2 separate regions of the Mus musculus genome follow, and region 2 is linked to region 1. Evidence: chromatin contacts called from ENCODE Hi-C data. All regions are on one chromosome and are shown on one strand. The core of a region is the stretch at or near the end of the contact, and the rest is flanking DNA. Distances in the headings are between cores, read along the strand shown. Region 1 holds the start of Arhgap20os (Rho GTPase activating protein 20, opposite strand). Region 2 holds the start of Pxylp1 (2-phosphoxylose phosphatase 1).

What was found. Hi-C counts contacts between places; a loop is a spot of excess contacts on that map.
Region 2: a map of T-helper 17 cell shows a loop between it and region 1 (38-fold over the local background). The contact joins the promoter of Pxylp1 here to the promoter of Arhgap20os in region 1. A Hi-C loop is called at or near these places in 3 of 37 maps with a recorded cell type or tissue (T-helper 17 cell and regulatory T cell).

Annotation. Positions count from the first base shown.
Region 1 is chr9:51,871,680-51,879,452 of GRCm38, forward strand. Arhgap20os (Rho GTPase activating protein 20, opposite strand) reads right to left here and starts at 4,206. Exons shown (of 4, transcript NR_033560.1): 1 at 4,024-4,206.
Region 2 is chr9:96,884,394-96,892,166 of GRCm38, forward strand. It overlaps Pxylp1 (2-phosphoxylose phosphatase 1), which reads right to left and starts at 5,081. Exons shown (of 6, transcript NM_001289647.1): 1 at 4,966-5,081.

The DNA.
Region 1 (7,773 bases), core at 2,956-5,455:
AAGAGATGAAGAGAGAAGGTACCCGGTCATGGGCTTTTGAAACTTCAAAGCCCAACCCCAGTGGCACACTTTATCCATCCTGGCCATGCTTATTCTAACAAGGCCACACCTCCTAATCCTTCCCAAACAGTTGCAATAGCTGAGGACCAGACATTTAAATACATGATACTGTAGAGATCATCTCATTCAAATCACCATACTCTCATTCACCCAGTTAATAATTCCTGAACACCTATGGTGTAGTTTACATGATAGGACGAATCACCTGCAGACTTAGCCCTGAGAAGTGCTCAGTGCAAAACCATAGATGTGAGTACAAGTCACTTAAGACAGAGACAGCAAGCAACAAACATAGGTGGTAGGGCCAGGCCAGAGGAGAGAGGGATTGCTTTAAACTGCAGCTGGACTATCCAGAACTCTCACTAGTCATTTTGTATCTTCTCATTTGGTCCAATGCTCAAAAAAAAAAAAATTATATATATACTCATCAAGTTCTATTATGTGCTGGGCACTATTATCAATGCTGGTAATATGACTGAATAAGATCATTTGTCATATCCTGATGAGAAACGACAAAAGTACATTGTTGTGAAACACTGTCTTATAGGTATGATATAGGCACTGCAATCTTGAACTCTTCACAGCTGCAATTAACTGCACAAGATCAGGTGATTCCCTTAAGGAGAAGGGAGAGGTTCGTGACACTCCACAGGCACACACACCACACACACCCAAGACCGTAAAGGCAGTGCACTGCTGCTGAGGGTAGAGAGTGGAAAGGGGTCATGAGGCATGGCCTATAGGCAATTAGTAGTGGCTAGAGAAGAGATAGACACTTTCTTCAGTGGTGTAGATTGTCCATGCTCATTTAAGTAAACTTACTTAAATTCGTTGGAATCAGAAGAGAAGGAGAAGAGAAATAACTAGTAACAGAGGACAAATACCATCCAAATAAATTATCTACATCTAACACATTATTATATACAATCAGTACATCCTAATTTTAAAACACAAGGGGCAAAGTGTGGTACCAGGTGGTGACTGGTTCCTCAGATGACGACTCTGAATTCTTTAGTCATCTTTGGACAACAGAGCAGGCCATTTCCCTCAGCTGCAGTGGTCCCCACCTCACTGGGAAATTGAGTCCTCAGCAGCCAGCAGCCATACTTAACGACCACCACCATGTCGTCCCTCCCCCCCCCCAAGTCAGCTGAACTCCCCCTCCCCCTGTGGGACCTTGCTTCATCAGCCACGCAGGCCCGCCCCTCTGCTCTCCACCTTTGTGCCCATCATTCAGTAACTTCCACTCTGTTCACAGATGTTTGTCTGTTTGTTTTTTACTTTCTCACAGTTCTAAAGCTCCTCGGCTATTCCCCAGTGGGTATTAGGCAAGATCTCATCTGGATTCATCCAGTTACCATGTAAGGAGTCACAGAAATGGCATGATAGATTGACAATGCTCCCGTGACCACAGAACTACCACACATTATGGAACTATATCAATCACTTCTTTGTAACAAATACAGACAAGAAGCAACATAAGGACAGTCTTGAAGGAACAATCCACCGTAGTGGAGAATACGTGCTGGCAGGAATGGCTTTTAGCAGTTTGGAACTCAAATATCAGTGGGCCAAAGGTAGAGAAGAGGAACCCAGGCACTCACCTGGCTGTATTCACTTTCCAGTTTCATTTAGTTCAGGAACCCAGCCTGTGGAATAGCATACCACCACATCCAGAAGTTCCCCCACCCCCCGCCCCCCAAGTCAATGCTTTCTGGAAACACCCTCACAGATGTTCACCAAAAAAATGTTTTAGGTACTTCTTAACCCAATCAAATTTACAAGTGAAATGGACCATTGCAGGTCCTTCCTTAAGTCTTACCTTAAGTCTTAAGACAAACCCATGCGACCCATCACAAGTGCTTCATTTTGTTGCCAGACAACTTAAGACTGTTTAGTACTTGCCTCTATGCACTTTCCCTCTATCATCCCACCTGCCTCACCGCATGCTATGCTTCACCGGTTTGCCTGTAAAACAGCCTTCTTGCACTGGATTCAATGTCATGGTGGCCCTAAACAGTGATATTCCTAAGATATGTCCTGAGCTCTCTGCTCACCTCTCTGTTACATCTTAAATCTAAATACAGCATGTATTCTGGAGACGTCATCTTCTGATGAGAATGAAACATCTTGAGATACTGATGACCCAGACATCACTTGCATGTGACAAAGATGCACAGCATGTACACAGAGACTGGAGCATGTAAATTGATGGGATCTGGTCAGTTCTATGAATTACGTCATCGTCTGTGTCTTGCTCACAACACTGTGCTCATATACAACACAAGCATTAAAAGTCTGGGAGAAGTGCCGGAGGGAATCAGTGAACCTTTCCTTGCAACTCCGTCCCAGGAGATCTATACTTCAAGATCAAAATTAAAACCCAAAACAGATACATGTTTGTGAAAAATAAACACATAGCAAGAAAAGCCTTCCATGAGTCTCCACTTTTCAAAAGACAAAAATACTGATTTATTTGTTACACACTCAAGGCCCTACATGATGAGCCCTTGATGTCTGTGTCCAGTTCATCACCCTTAGACTTGACATTCATGCTTTCGTTGGGTCTTGAGAACCCACACACTAAAACACAGCTCTAAGCAAAACAGATAAGGTGCCTGCAACCAAAAACCTGAGAGAGCCAGTTAAGCAGTTTGTGCTTCCCTGCACTTGGGATCCACCACTCTCCCCCATGCTATCACATCATTCAATCATAAACAAACATTCCCCCAAGCACTTCCCTGTGCCCTGCCGCAGCTGCGCTGGAGTTACAGCTGTGACCCACAAAGCAGGGCCTCTGCCCCAGGAGTCTCACATCAATGATCCAAAACCAGATGGGAAAACACAGGAGGAGGAGGTTTAAGGGTGTGAGCCAGGCAGTGGATTAGGCTAGTGGGCCAAGCAAGCATCCCTCCAGCTGGCGTTCTCTAAACGCATACCCAGATGACAAGAAAGGACTTGACATAAGGGAAGAAGTGGGTTCAAGGCTTAAGAAGGGAAATGTTTGACCTTGTTAGGGAGTTATTGTGAGGCAGAGGAGGAAGAGGTAATAAAAGTGGAGAGAATCAGAAAGGTGCGCAGGAGCGGGTTGCAAAAGGGCTCCGGTTATCCGGAAGGCGTAGATGCGGCTTGCATGTAGCCACGCGGGACGCGGCTTGATCAGGAGAGTAGACTCAGAGAAAACGTACTGCCACAGTACTGAACACGAGTGGGGGTTGGGTGAGGAAGAGAGAAGCTAGAGTCCAGAGAAGCCAGGGGTTCTAAAGAGTCTCCATGTGGCCCTGTTCTCCCTCGCCCCGACGTTAAGGTTTCTGGTTTATGTCTTGCCTTCCTGACTGGACAGGTGCTGACAGAGCAGAGGGACAGTGTAGTATTCCTTCTTGGTTCCCTCGCGCCCACGAAGTTTATAAATTAATTGCTCGTGTTCAGCTTGGGGAGAAAGGAATGGAGATCGAGGAAGGTTTTAGAAAGTAAATGACATTTGAGGTAAACCACTAAGGAGGGGGAAATTAGACACATGGGACTCGGGAGGGTGGAGAGGGCAGTGTGTTGAAATGGGGGGGGGCGTGGGGAGAGAAGACGGGGATGTGGGGGTGAGCACAGCAATGCTGGGATCTGCTGAGGCCGAGCCTCAGAAAAGGTAAATTGGAAAGACTAGAAAGCTGGATTAGGGTGGGATTAGGGCAGTTTCTTAAATGCTTTTTTTAATCTAAGGACAGAAGAGTGCTACTACTCGTTTTCCAGCAGAGGAATGAGGGGGAAAAAATAAATCCTATAAGAAACTTAAAATGAAGCTGCTGGAATAAGGAAGGATAAGAACCAGGAAAGGCAAGAATAAGTGAGTTCAGGATAAGGGTGGCGGTGAGTCACCTGGAACAGCCGCCGCTCTTCCCCCGGAGCAAAGCATGACCTTTCTGAAAGCCTGCAATCATGCCATTACAGGATATTTATCTGTGGACTTACAGCGACAGCAAGTCGCCACGACTTGTACCTGCTCCGTGTACGCTGCGACAGCTGAGTAGACTGTATGGTGATTTACAGCAGCAGAGTCTAGAAATCCAAGTGGGGCACGGGCACGGGCACGGGCACGGGCACGGGCACGGGGGAGCGTCCTTGCCGCATGCTCAAACCGCACAAACTCAAGAGAAAGGAGGCGAGCCCTTCAGCTCTTTTATAAGGGCTCTAACTCCAGTCACGGTGAAGGGAGCCCTTGTTGTCCAATCTTCTCAGAAGGGCCTCACCTGTTGAAAGTACCGGTTCGCCATTAAAGTTTAGCACCTGTGTTTGGGCAGACACGCCCTTGTTTAAGCCATAGCATTTCTGAAAGTGCGTATTCCAAATGAAGTGCTCACCATCCAGCACCTGAGAAAATTAGAAAGGGCTAAGAGGCAACATCAGAAGGCAGACCAGGGGCAGGTGAGAGGCAGGGGGCAAAACAAGCTTGGCTGTGAGGAGGTGTTTGTGTTCTCTTTGCATTTTTCTTCTTGTGGTCTAGTTGCCATCCACGTGCAGCATTGGTTGTTTTTCCATGAAGATGCTCAGCTGATTTACTCCCTGCCAGCTGTTGCTGAGTGCTTCCTCCATCACAGGGCACCTCTCTCCCACAGTGCTTGGAGCACTGGTGGGGAACAGAGCTCTGCCTCAGGTTCCTCTCTGCCCTCCATTCCATCACCATCTCTTCCTGCCCTTGTCCGTGTATACAGCCTGAGCCTCAGAAGAAGGACAGGAGCTGATGGTTAACATGCAAAATATGTTTTTCTAACATAATCTATATTCATAGAAAGTTTATAAGATAGTCGAAATTATGGTTCCCATTTCACAGATGGCAAAGCTGACAGGCAGCTAACACACATATGGGTGGTGGATCTGACCCAGGTCAGTGACCCTAAACACAGATCATCAGTATTGCTTTTATAACCCTAAAGATATAGGAAGGTGTTCACTTAAAACTAGCTCCACAACATCGCTAGAGACCCAGCAGAAAACCCTGTCACTCCATCTCTACCTGAAACTAATGTGCCCTCTTCTGTATGCTTAACCTTCTACCCACACAAAGTTACAGTTTCTAAAATTCACATACCGTGACAACAAATGTATCCATTTAATTAACTTATTTTGGAAATCTCTTTTTAGGAAAACACTACATGAGTGGATATTTTGGTCTTTTCTAGTGCCCTGTTATTTCAATATATATATATATTGAATATGTGTATATATTTACACATATATAAAATACATATTATACATGTATATAATACACATATGTATATATACATATACACATATACATATATATTCTAGTATTTGATACATGTGTCATGTGAAATACTTTTAAGATACAGACTTAAAAATGGGACTTCTCAGTGTTTGGGGTTTTATTATTATTGGTTTGTTTGTTTTGTTTCCTGGTTTTTTTGTTTGTTTGGTTTGGTTTTGATTTTTTTTGAAACAGTGTCTTATGGCTGGCTTTGACAATTCCTCAGTAGCAGAGGCGGTCTTTGAACTCCCGTTCCTGCCGTTTCTCCCTCCTAAGTGTGGGGGGTAAGAGCTGTTTACTCTGGGTTGAGACACCGGAGTGTGATGAGGCATTCTCTACACCTTTGAAATATTTCATAATTAAAACGTCACTTTGAGTTGAAGGGTTATGATTTTTTTTTTGCCTGCCGTTGTCAGTGGCTTAAATTAAGACTTAGAAAGGAGCAAGATCTGTGAAAACAGATGTCCAGATTAAAATAACCTTAACATAAATGTACCATTCCAAAGAAAATCAAATTTACTAGAGATACATTATAGGTTAAAAATGATTTTTTTATGCACACAAGCTACAGAGGCATATTTAGAAATAGTCTTAATATAAAGATGTCAGCTGGAATGAGAAGGCATGGGTTGGAGTGGACAAAACAGAAGCATGAGGCCTGTGTTTACTTTTAATACACAGAACTTGGCTTCAACTGGCCAAAGCTCTATGGTTGTGAGCAACAGAAACTTACTGACTGAAGCACAAAAGGGAATGTTTTAGAAAGCTGATGTCAAAGTGGTCAGGAGGCTGCAGAGCCAGGATGGGCTCCATAAACACCTGGAGGACCAGGCAGCACGGACCAGGGAGAAGTTAGGTGAGAAGTTGGCAGAGGCTGAGCCTCCATGGCTACAGAGACATGGCCAGGGCCACAAGAAGCACTACTGTTCCCATTAGACCCCAAACTGGCTGGGCTGACTAAGCCAAAGCTCCTGGTGCCTTCCTACCTTCAAAAGAGCAAACACGGGTCAAAGTGAACTATGTTTAGGTAGGACAGTATAAAACTGACTTTCACTGAGCAGCATGGCCAGGGCTGGCTGCTCTCCATCCAAACTGAAGAGTGAATTCATACCTTGCAGAGTCCCCTAAAGCTGCTAGTGTTAGTTAAGTGCACTGGCTTGTTTTGTGTGTCAACTTGACACAGGCTGGAGTTATCACAGAGAAAGGAGCTTCAGTTGAGGAAATGCCTCCATGAGATCCATCTGTAAGGCATTTTCTCAATTAGTGATCAAGGGGCCTCCCCCTTGTGGGTAGTACCATGTCTGGGCTGGTAGTCTTGGGTTCTATAAGAAAGCAAGCTGAGCAAGCCAGTAAGAAACACCTCTCCATGGCCTCTGCATCAGCTCCTGCTTCCTGACCTGCTTGCGTTCCAGTCCTGACTTCCTTTGGTGATGAATAGCAATGTGAAAGTGTAAGCTGAATAAACCCTTTCCTCCCCAACTTGCTTCTTGGTCATGATGTTTGTGAAGGAATAGAAACCCTGACTAAGACAGTTAAGGTTTTACTGCTGTGAACAGATACCATGACCAAGGCAACTCTTATAAAGAAAATGTTTAATTCGGACAGGCTTACAGGTTCAGAGGTTCAATCCATTATCATCAAGGCAAGAGCATGCAGTGTACAGGCAGATGTGAGACTGGAAGAGCTGAGATTTCCACCTCTTGTTCCGAAGGCAGCTAGGAGAAGATTGACTTCCAGGCAGCTAGGATGAGGGTCTTAAAGCCAATGCCCACAGTGACACACTTCCTCCACAAAGGTCACACCTACTCCAACAAGGCCGCACCTCCAAATAGTGCCAAGCATATTCAAACCACCACACTGCTCACAAGAAGTTACAAATGGCCCAGGAGGAACTAAGGGACTCTGAGCAACAGTGGATATCTGTCGTAAATGGAGACTGGATTTTAAAGACATGACTCTGATCATATTTGGCCCTGAGTTAACCTTGAATAAGAAAATTTACAAATAATAATGCAATATAAAGACAGGCCTAGTCTGGGTGTCTCTCTCTGAAGACCATTGAGCCACCAGTCCTGGACATTTACTAATTCTGGAAACAATGCTCATGTAATGTTAGGTGTGTGTGTGTGTGTGTGTGTGTGTGTGTGTGCACGCGCGCGCGCGCACGCGTGTGGTGTGTGTGTATGTGGGTGGGTACATGTGTGCATGTGGATATGCATCTGTGGAGATCCTCACCTCATCTTTGAGACAAGAGTCACTCACTGAACCTAGAGTTCCTTGACTGGCTAGGCTGGCTGGACCATGTGTGCCCGGGAATTGCCTGTATCTGCCTCTGCCTGTCTTCCGTGCTAGTGTCATAGATGCAGGTCATTACTGGCTGTTGTCATTACTGGCTGTTTTATCTGTGCTGAATCTGAACTTGGGTCTTTGCTGACACAGCAGTCACTCTGCTTAGT
Region 2 (7,773 bases), core at 3,831-6,330, about 45 Mb after region 1:
CAGAGAGTTCTAATGCAATCATGAACCTACAAATAGGGGCCTAAAACTTCTGTATTGTCCAAATGTCTCATTTTTTTGCCTATATTTTTTAAGATTTATTTTTATTTTACATGTATGGATGTTTTGTCTGCATGTATGTCTGTGTACCACGTGTGTGCAGTGCCTACAGAGGCAGGAAAGGGGCAACAAATTCTCTAGATCTGGAATTACAGATGGTTGCGAGCAGACATGTGGGTGCTGGGAAGTGAACTCGTCCTCGGGAAGAGCAGCCAGTGCTCTTAATCACTAACCCAGCAATCCAGCCATTGTTTAGATTTCAAGGAAGTTCAAATGTATATCTTCCTACATTTTAGTAGTAACTTTTAAAGCATACAGACTTACTTCTAAACTTTTAAACGATTCTGCTACAACTTCAATAGCTTTAATGCAACCCAACTTTATGATTTTAGAAGCAAAGACTTAACGATATTTTCCCTCATATTCTTCTGTATTTGCAAATAATAAAGCTGGCAAGATGTTCATTTTATGTTACAGTTAAAATGGTCAAAATAATATCATCCTATCTCTGAGAGTCAGTGTTGGATCCGAGAATGCGGCCAGCTTAGGAAAGCAAGCTGCAGTCTGCTGATTGGAAAGACGGGTCTCTAAAAAGCAAAGCGGGTAGGATAAACAGTATCAGACTGTTTATAAAGATGGTATAAATGATGTCCTTCCCCACAGGCAGAAAAGAAAAGAAGGGGGAGGAGAGGCGGGTCGACACCAAGCATAACAATTCTGAGCATACTCTGTCCTTTAAAGGTCTGGTTTCCATGCTAATGGCTACAGCTCTCCGCCAGAAAGGTGAGGTCGCACATAGTGACACAGAGGGTGGTGGCAAGGAGATGACAAAGAGATGCTTTGCAGACGCAACCGTGAATGTGCATGTTGAGAGCATGACTGTAAATATTAAGTGCATTTGTACGTTTCTATGGTTCCCTACGCTCTGGAGGGAGCCGAAGAAAGAATGGGAGAATATTCCAAGTCCTAAAAATCCAGAAGGGAGGAACTCGCCCCAGGAACTGAAGACTGTCTGTGTTCTACTTTAGGGGTACCCCAACTATCAGCTAATATTAGATATCTGAGTTCCCCAAACTCTCCTCCAACTCAGAGCTCCCAACACAGTGTAGGTGCCACCAAAGTACAAAGGGGAAAGGGGATGGAGGGATGCAGCCATGAGTGAAAGATGTGTGTGGAGGGATGTCCTAGCCGAAAGGAAACACTGCAGGCTGCCTCTTTGCTGCACGAACGACTGCACTAGGCTCAATCTGGCTTTGTTTTGTTGACTTTTAATCATCAAATTCTTCCATACTCCTGGGTTTGTCCCGCCCTTCATAAGAGATTGGTCTTTCACTAAAGACAGTGGCTTCCTCATCTGAGATGGGCTGGGGAAGCCTGCAGGTGCTAGGGATGAAGGAACGTGACACAAGAATGCATTCTGGTTTGGTGAGCAGCGAGGGGTCTCATCTTCTGGACCTTGAGTAGACCCTGCAGTGCATCCTGGGTTCACAGGTGCCCCCTAGAGGCTGACTTGAGGTAGTTCCAAGCTGATTGGTACCACTGGACCACTGGACCCTGCTCTGGGTGGCTGGCTCTCTCCCTCTGAAGGCTAGTCTCTTGTTTATTCCCTGAGTGCACAGGGCTCTAGTAGACAGGGCCCACAGCATCTCTAGAGGGAGGTGGCTCCCCAAGGCTAGACCCCTCTGACCAACCTGGTTCAGTGGACCAGATCCCCAGGGTACACTCCGGACACAAGCTTACAACAGCCAAATGTCTTCCCATCTGGCCATGACCATTTCGTAGACAGCTTCCCAGGCCTTTTAAGAACCAGAAGAGTGAGCCCAGAAAACGTTTCTTTCCATCACTGTGAGATCATTTTCTTCTAGCTCAGCGATTCTGCCCCTAAGCGGTAACCCCTATACCAGAATGTGGGCATTCTCCTTTCCTAGCAACCAGAGTCCTGTCGGGGACAGAACCGGGAGCTGAACTCTCTTCTGGATCGTTAGGACTCCACTGTTCTATCTTCTCTCCCACCCCTTTCATACAGTGGCATCTCTCTTTCTCTCCCCACCCTTCCTTTCTCACTCTCAAACTGCAGGCATTAATTAAACCCCTTCTAGAAAACAAGATTTTTTGCCAGCTGCAGGAATTCTGGCCAAACCTGAACAGAGACAGTCTGGGTGAGAAAGATAAGCTAATGACAACCAGGGCAGCACAGGTCCCCACAAACAAGTGGCACTCTGAATTCCAGCTGTCCCCAGATTCCCAAGAGAAGTGGATAGAGGCCCTACAGCAGGGACTCCGGGTATGTTCTTCCTCAAATTGGCCTTTCACATGACAAAAAGCTGGATTTTGCTTTCTCTGCCTAGCGAAAAACTACTCCTGATAGGCCAAAGCAATCCCCCCCCCCAACGCTGGACTCCCCCCCCCCCAGCAGAACTGTAAAACATACTGCCAGGAATGTACATGCAAGGGCACTCCAGGGCTGCCACGGTAACCAGGTCTGAGGTGGGTAGCACCCACCAGAGTGAGATCATCACAGCCTGAAGTGGGGAAGGTGGGGTTCTGCAAGGAACCCCCAACTCCTTACCAGCTTCCTCCATCAGCAGGCAGAGGTGGAGGATGTCCCAAGAAGCCAGGGCTACCAGGTGTGGTGGTACAAGTCTTTAATCCCAGCACTTGGGACCTGAGGTCAGCCTAGTGTACACGGAGTGCCAGGCCAGCCAGAATAAATGAATGAATGAATGAATGAATGAATGAATGAATGAATGAGAATGGTATGCAGAAGCTAGGTCCTCAGCCCAGGGTCTGCAGGATAAGTCTTGGTGGACTTTTCGCCTCTCAGTAGGCAGCCTTGAGGCCTCCCCAGAACTCCCATTATCCTCCCATTCCTATCTCTAGGGTGAAGAGAACTGTTTCGTTCTGTAAAAGTCTGGAATCTCCACTGAGGGACAGGTCCAGCTGTCAGAGCCTGACCTCGAAATTGAACGTTCTATCCCGTCTCTTCCCCTTCACACCCCGTCTTACCAGACAGAGAACTTGTCTCCAGCAGGAGAGACTTTAACATTTATATATATGTATATTCAGATCTGTTGGATTGAGAGATATTTTGAAAATACTACAGCCCAGTGGAAGGCATGGGTTGTGGGCTCAAGACAGATACATGAAGTTTGCTTTGTTTTTGTTTTTGTTTTTGTTTTTAAATAAACATTGAGTAACAGGCAGGGGCACCTGGCCAGGTCCTAAAGGTCACCCCAGCCCTGCAGGTATTCAATCCTAGCCAGAAGGACTCCTGAGAGCAGCCTATCACTGTGAGGACAGGAAGATTCATACAGGAAATTGAGAACACTCAGAAGGGCCCTACTGAGCCCCACTGTGTTCTTGGCTAATTACTTATCTATTCAATAGAAAAGGAATATTGAACTAATCACTACCAGAGCCATCAAAGAGAAACCACAGAGACAGGGCAGTCCTACAGCCCAGAGTGCTGTGCTCCAGGCGGTCCACGCTGCCACGGGTTCCCATCTGCAGCCTCCCAAGGTATCTGTGAGGGCAGGCTGGCCCAGAGCCAATCCTAAAAGAGAAATACCCTTTATATGTTCTTTCTCTGACTAGGCAATTAATTTAATCTAAGATTTAATGAAAGACCCCAGAAGGGAAGGGGTGAACGCACACGCTGGGCTGTCACCATGCCATCTCCACTTCTCTCCGGGGACCATGAGGCTTTCCAAGCCATCTGCTTTAAATCCTCTTCCCACAGATGTCACCACAGGGCACCAACACCTCTGAGGAGGGGGCTGGTGCCAAGCCCGACCGACAGTTCCAGAGGGTAGGCTGGGCTCATCACTGTCTAGTCCATAGTCAGGGTCCAGCCTGGGACTTGCCGCAAAGAGCAACAAATGTCCCTAAGCCATGGAACTCTCCCAGAGCCCCTCCTTGATCACTCACTCATCCCACATTTCCCTATCCACACCAGATCTGATCCAGATTCCTAACTGGTTTTTACCTGTTGAATGTTTAGGAAGCATCCTTGCCTTTCCACAAAGACACGGGCCCACCCTAGAGGGGACAGTTACGTTCCCAGAGCTGTGGTGAGAGAGTGGGGATGTGGCTCCATTTCCCCAGCATAGCTAAATCTTCCCCGATCCACAGGTACTACTGACAGCCAGTCACAGCAGCAAAGAAAACCTGCTCCATATTTGTGGGTAGCAAAGCCGGCTTCTTTTTAAGAAATCGCAACCTATCCAAGTTCACCAAGCAAAAGCAAGCAAAGAAGTAACCACACTGTCCTAAACAGAACACTGAGCAAGCATAACCTGCACGCGTGAAGTGGCCCTGGGCTGGGCCCAGGGTTCCTGCGCCGCAGGCAGCAGGTAGCTGGCGAAGCACCAGCCCCACCCCCGGGGCAGGCCCTGAAGTTGCAGCCCCTTTTTACCTGGACACTGCAGCTATGGGACAGCCGGGAGAAGGGGGACCCCGGAGCTCAGATTCCCGCTGAGTCGTTCAGCAGGAGCGCCTAGGCAGAATGGGACCCCGCTGGGGTGGCGGCGGGGACCGTAGGAGCAGAGCTGGGAGGGAGAGGCGAGCGGCAGGCAACCAGGAGGAGGTAGGCGTGGGAGGGCTTGAGGGAGAAAAGGGGGTGTGCGGGCAGGCTTCTAGGGTGCAGGGCTGAGAAAGGGGAGACGGATCGGAGGGCAGGGACCCCTCTCCAACGCGGGGAGGGTATGGGGAGAGGTGGCAACTGGGGAGCGCGTAGATAAGGGAAAGAGCTTGGTGGCAGGGCTCACACCCGCTGCTTGGAAGCCCGCCCCTGCCTCCGGATCTTGGCATCGCGGACACCTCTCCGGGGTCGCCCCCCAAGACCCTAGACACAAGCCCGCCTTGCGAGAAGCCTCACAACCGCTGGGACCCGGCGCGCACCACACTCACCGCCTACGGTCCCGGCCTCCGTCGCTGTGCGTAGGGATCTCCACCCGCAGCCAGCTCCTCCTGGCGGGAGTGCAGGCGGCGGTGGCGCGCGCAGGCCGCCAAACTCGGGGTTCCGCAGCGCCCCCTACCGGGACCGCCGGGTCCCTGCCCGGCCCGACGCGCTCAGGGCGCCCTGGAGCTCCGCCCCGCAGGCGGCCGTGCGGGACCAGCAGGCTGCGGCGACCCGCATCCCGGGCCTTGGAGGCACACATGGCCTGGAGTGTCCAAACAGTCATCCAGACAGGCTCCGGTCGCGCCGTCCGGGTCCGGGAAAGCGCGCGCACTCGGAGCGCACAGGGCCTATGCTCCTCCCTATGCCGGACTTAGGACCCGGGAGGGTGCCATGGCCCCAGGACACTGCCCTGGACCCGTCCCAGCCTTGGCTAGGGTGCTTTGTGACTGCGTGCCTAACTCCGCGCCGCGGATCTAGCTGCGGATGTGGGTCCTGCGGTGCCTCGTGGACTCAAAACTGGCATATCCTAGCCACCGTGCCACCTCCACCCAAGCGCCTGTCCCGCGCTTCTCTTCCGGCGCGGGCCACATCCGGCCTGTGTCTACTCTAGACCTGGCAGTAGTTTTGTCCCTAAAGGCCTGCAGGCATCCACCCTTGAGAGGTCGTGGCTGTGTCACGGGGGCGTTTCTGCATGACCCCAGGGCTGCCAGCCAAAGACCCGCGCAGCACTCGTTCTATAAAGCTGTGTTTGTGGGTCTTTTGTTGTTGTTGTTTCAAATGCTGTAAAAAAGGATCTCACCAACCACAATTGTGAGATTGCCTTTGTTGTCAGTTCTGGGACTACAGTGACACCCTTGTGCCTCTCTCAACTGCAAAAGAGGTGCGGTTTTGAGGGTAGCGCATCACTTGATTTTCCCTAACTCATTCGATAGTGACTAAATCAAAACACTTTATATTTTATCCATATTTTTACCTCCAATTTCTCCCCTCAAATCAGCTAGATTCTACTTCCCTAGCCTGCATTCCATTTACCCCCATGGTCCAGCCATCTGGAATGCCTTCTCTGTTCAATGCCTTGATGGCCAGCTGGCACTTGCCTGAGGACACTAGTTACTATCCCTCTCACCCAATTACCCAGGCTCAACACCACCTTCAGCCTGCTTATCCCTTCAGTACTAGCGACAGCTTTCTCCAATACGTGAGCATGAAATCTCACTCCCCGTTAAATTCCTACTTGGGCTGGCCCTCAAGGACCACCACAGTCCAGGCATCCTATCCAACACAGACTCTTCCTTCTCGCCACGGACTCTTGACAGTTCTGCTCTAATTCCAAGTTCCACTCCTTCACAAGTCACACAGGCTGCAGATGACAGACAACTCCATCCACACTAGCCCAAAGCAAAATACATACATACATACATACATACATACATACATACATACATACATACATACATCAGAAAAGGGGGTTAGGGCAGGGCTTGTCAGCTTCAGGCCTGGAACTTGACCCCAGATGCTCAGCTTTGCTTTCTCTCAAGTCTACTACCCTTTCAGGAACACGGGAGTCTCCAGCCGACGCAGGCTCGCAACTCTGCCTCCACCACAAACCCAGCCTCTCTCTGCAAACTACCCAGGCCTGATTTTGTTCTGGATGGAGCCCTTGTGGGTCTGTGCCACATCTTCTGTAACCCATAGGCGTATGTTCCCTTTCTTGGCTACTTACTTACCCTTCCCATGGGATATGTAGACAGTCTTAGGTTCAACATGACCACAAGAGGATGAAAGGTGACTCGGGCATCATTTCTCTACAAAAATTTGCCACTATCCCACTCGACTGGGGTATTCTCCACTATTCTTCTGGAAGTGGGAACAGGTCTCCTCTGCCTGAATCTTCCTCCACGCGGCACTTAGAGTTTCCATCGTTGCACCTTCCTACAATCCAGGTTAATACCGGATACCACGATCATCTTTCCCTCTTTCCTTCAACCTCTATTCCCTGAACACTTCGACATTTTTCCCACTCTGGAGAAAGCATTCCACCTCCTTTCCTGAGGGTCTTTAAGGGTTGAAGGGTTTCCAGGGAAGGGAAAAGGAGAGGTTCCTACAGGGGAGAATGGCAAGCCTCCCTCTGCAGTGATAAAATAGGGTATCTGTCTGAGGCAGCTGGAGCCACTTGGCTAATGGCTGGGGAGGCAGTGCCAACGAGTGTAGCTCCCAGATATCCTCAAGCAGGAAGCGGGAGCAGATTTCTCTCATGCCAGATACCAACATAATACTGGTTATCCAAATACATGATCCAAGTTATCCCCTACTATCCTCCAAGTGAAATAAAAATTCTATTTCTCTGGCCCTGGCAACCAAGAGAGTCCTGACTAGGACAAGCCCCCAACCCAGCACAGTGTCACACGCTCCTGAAAACAGTGCCTGTCACCTTCATTACTCATTTGCTAGAGCAGCGAACTGTGCCCCTGGATGACCATAAAACAGAGAACTAGCACGGTGCCAGGACTCACACCCTCCCCCTTGAACTGTTTGCTACAGGAAAACACCCACCATTTATTGAATGAAAGCTGAGCCCACCTGTCCTCTAAAAACATTGGGCAGCACCAAGTCTTGAATAGTCTACTAGGCAGCACACGCTGCCACATTGCCCCAGCATCCCTAGTTGGACTGGAGTAGCCATCAGCGGATGAACACCTTCAAGGCCATCTCACCCCTGGAGCAAAAAGCCTGCAAATATTTGCACAGCCTCCTTTGTCTGGGGACTTACAAAACCTGCTCCCTGTCCCCTCCCTTCTTACAGGGCCACATTGCCA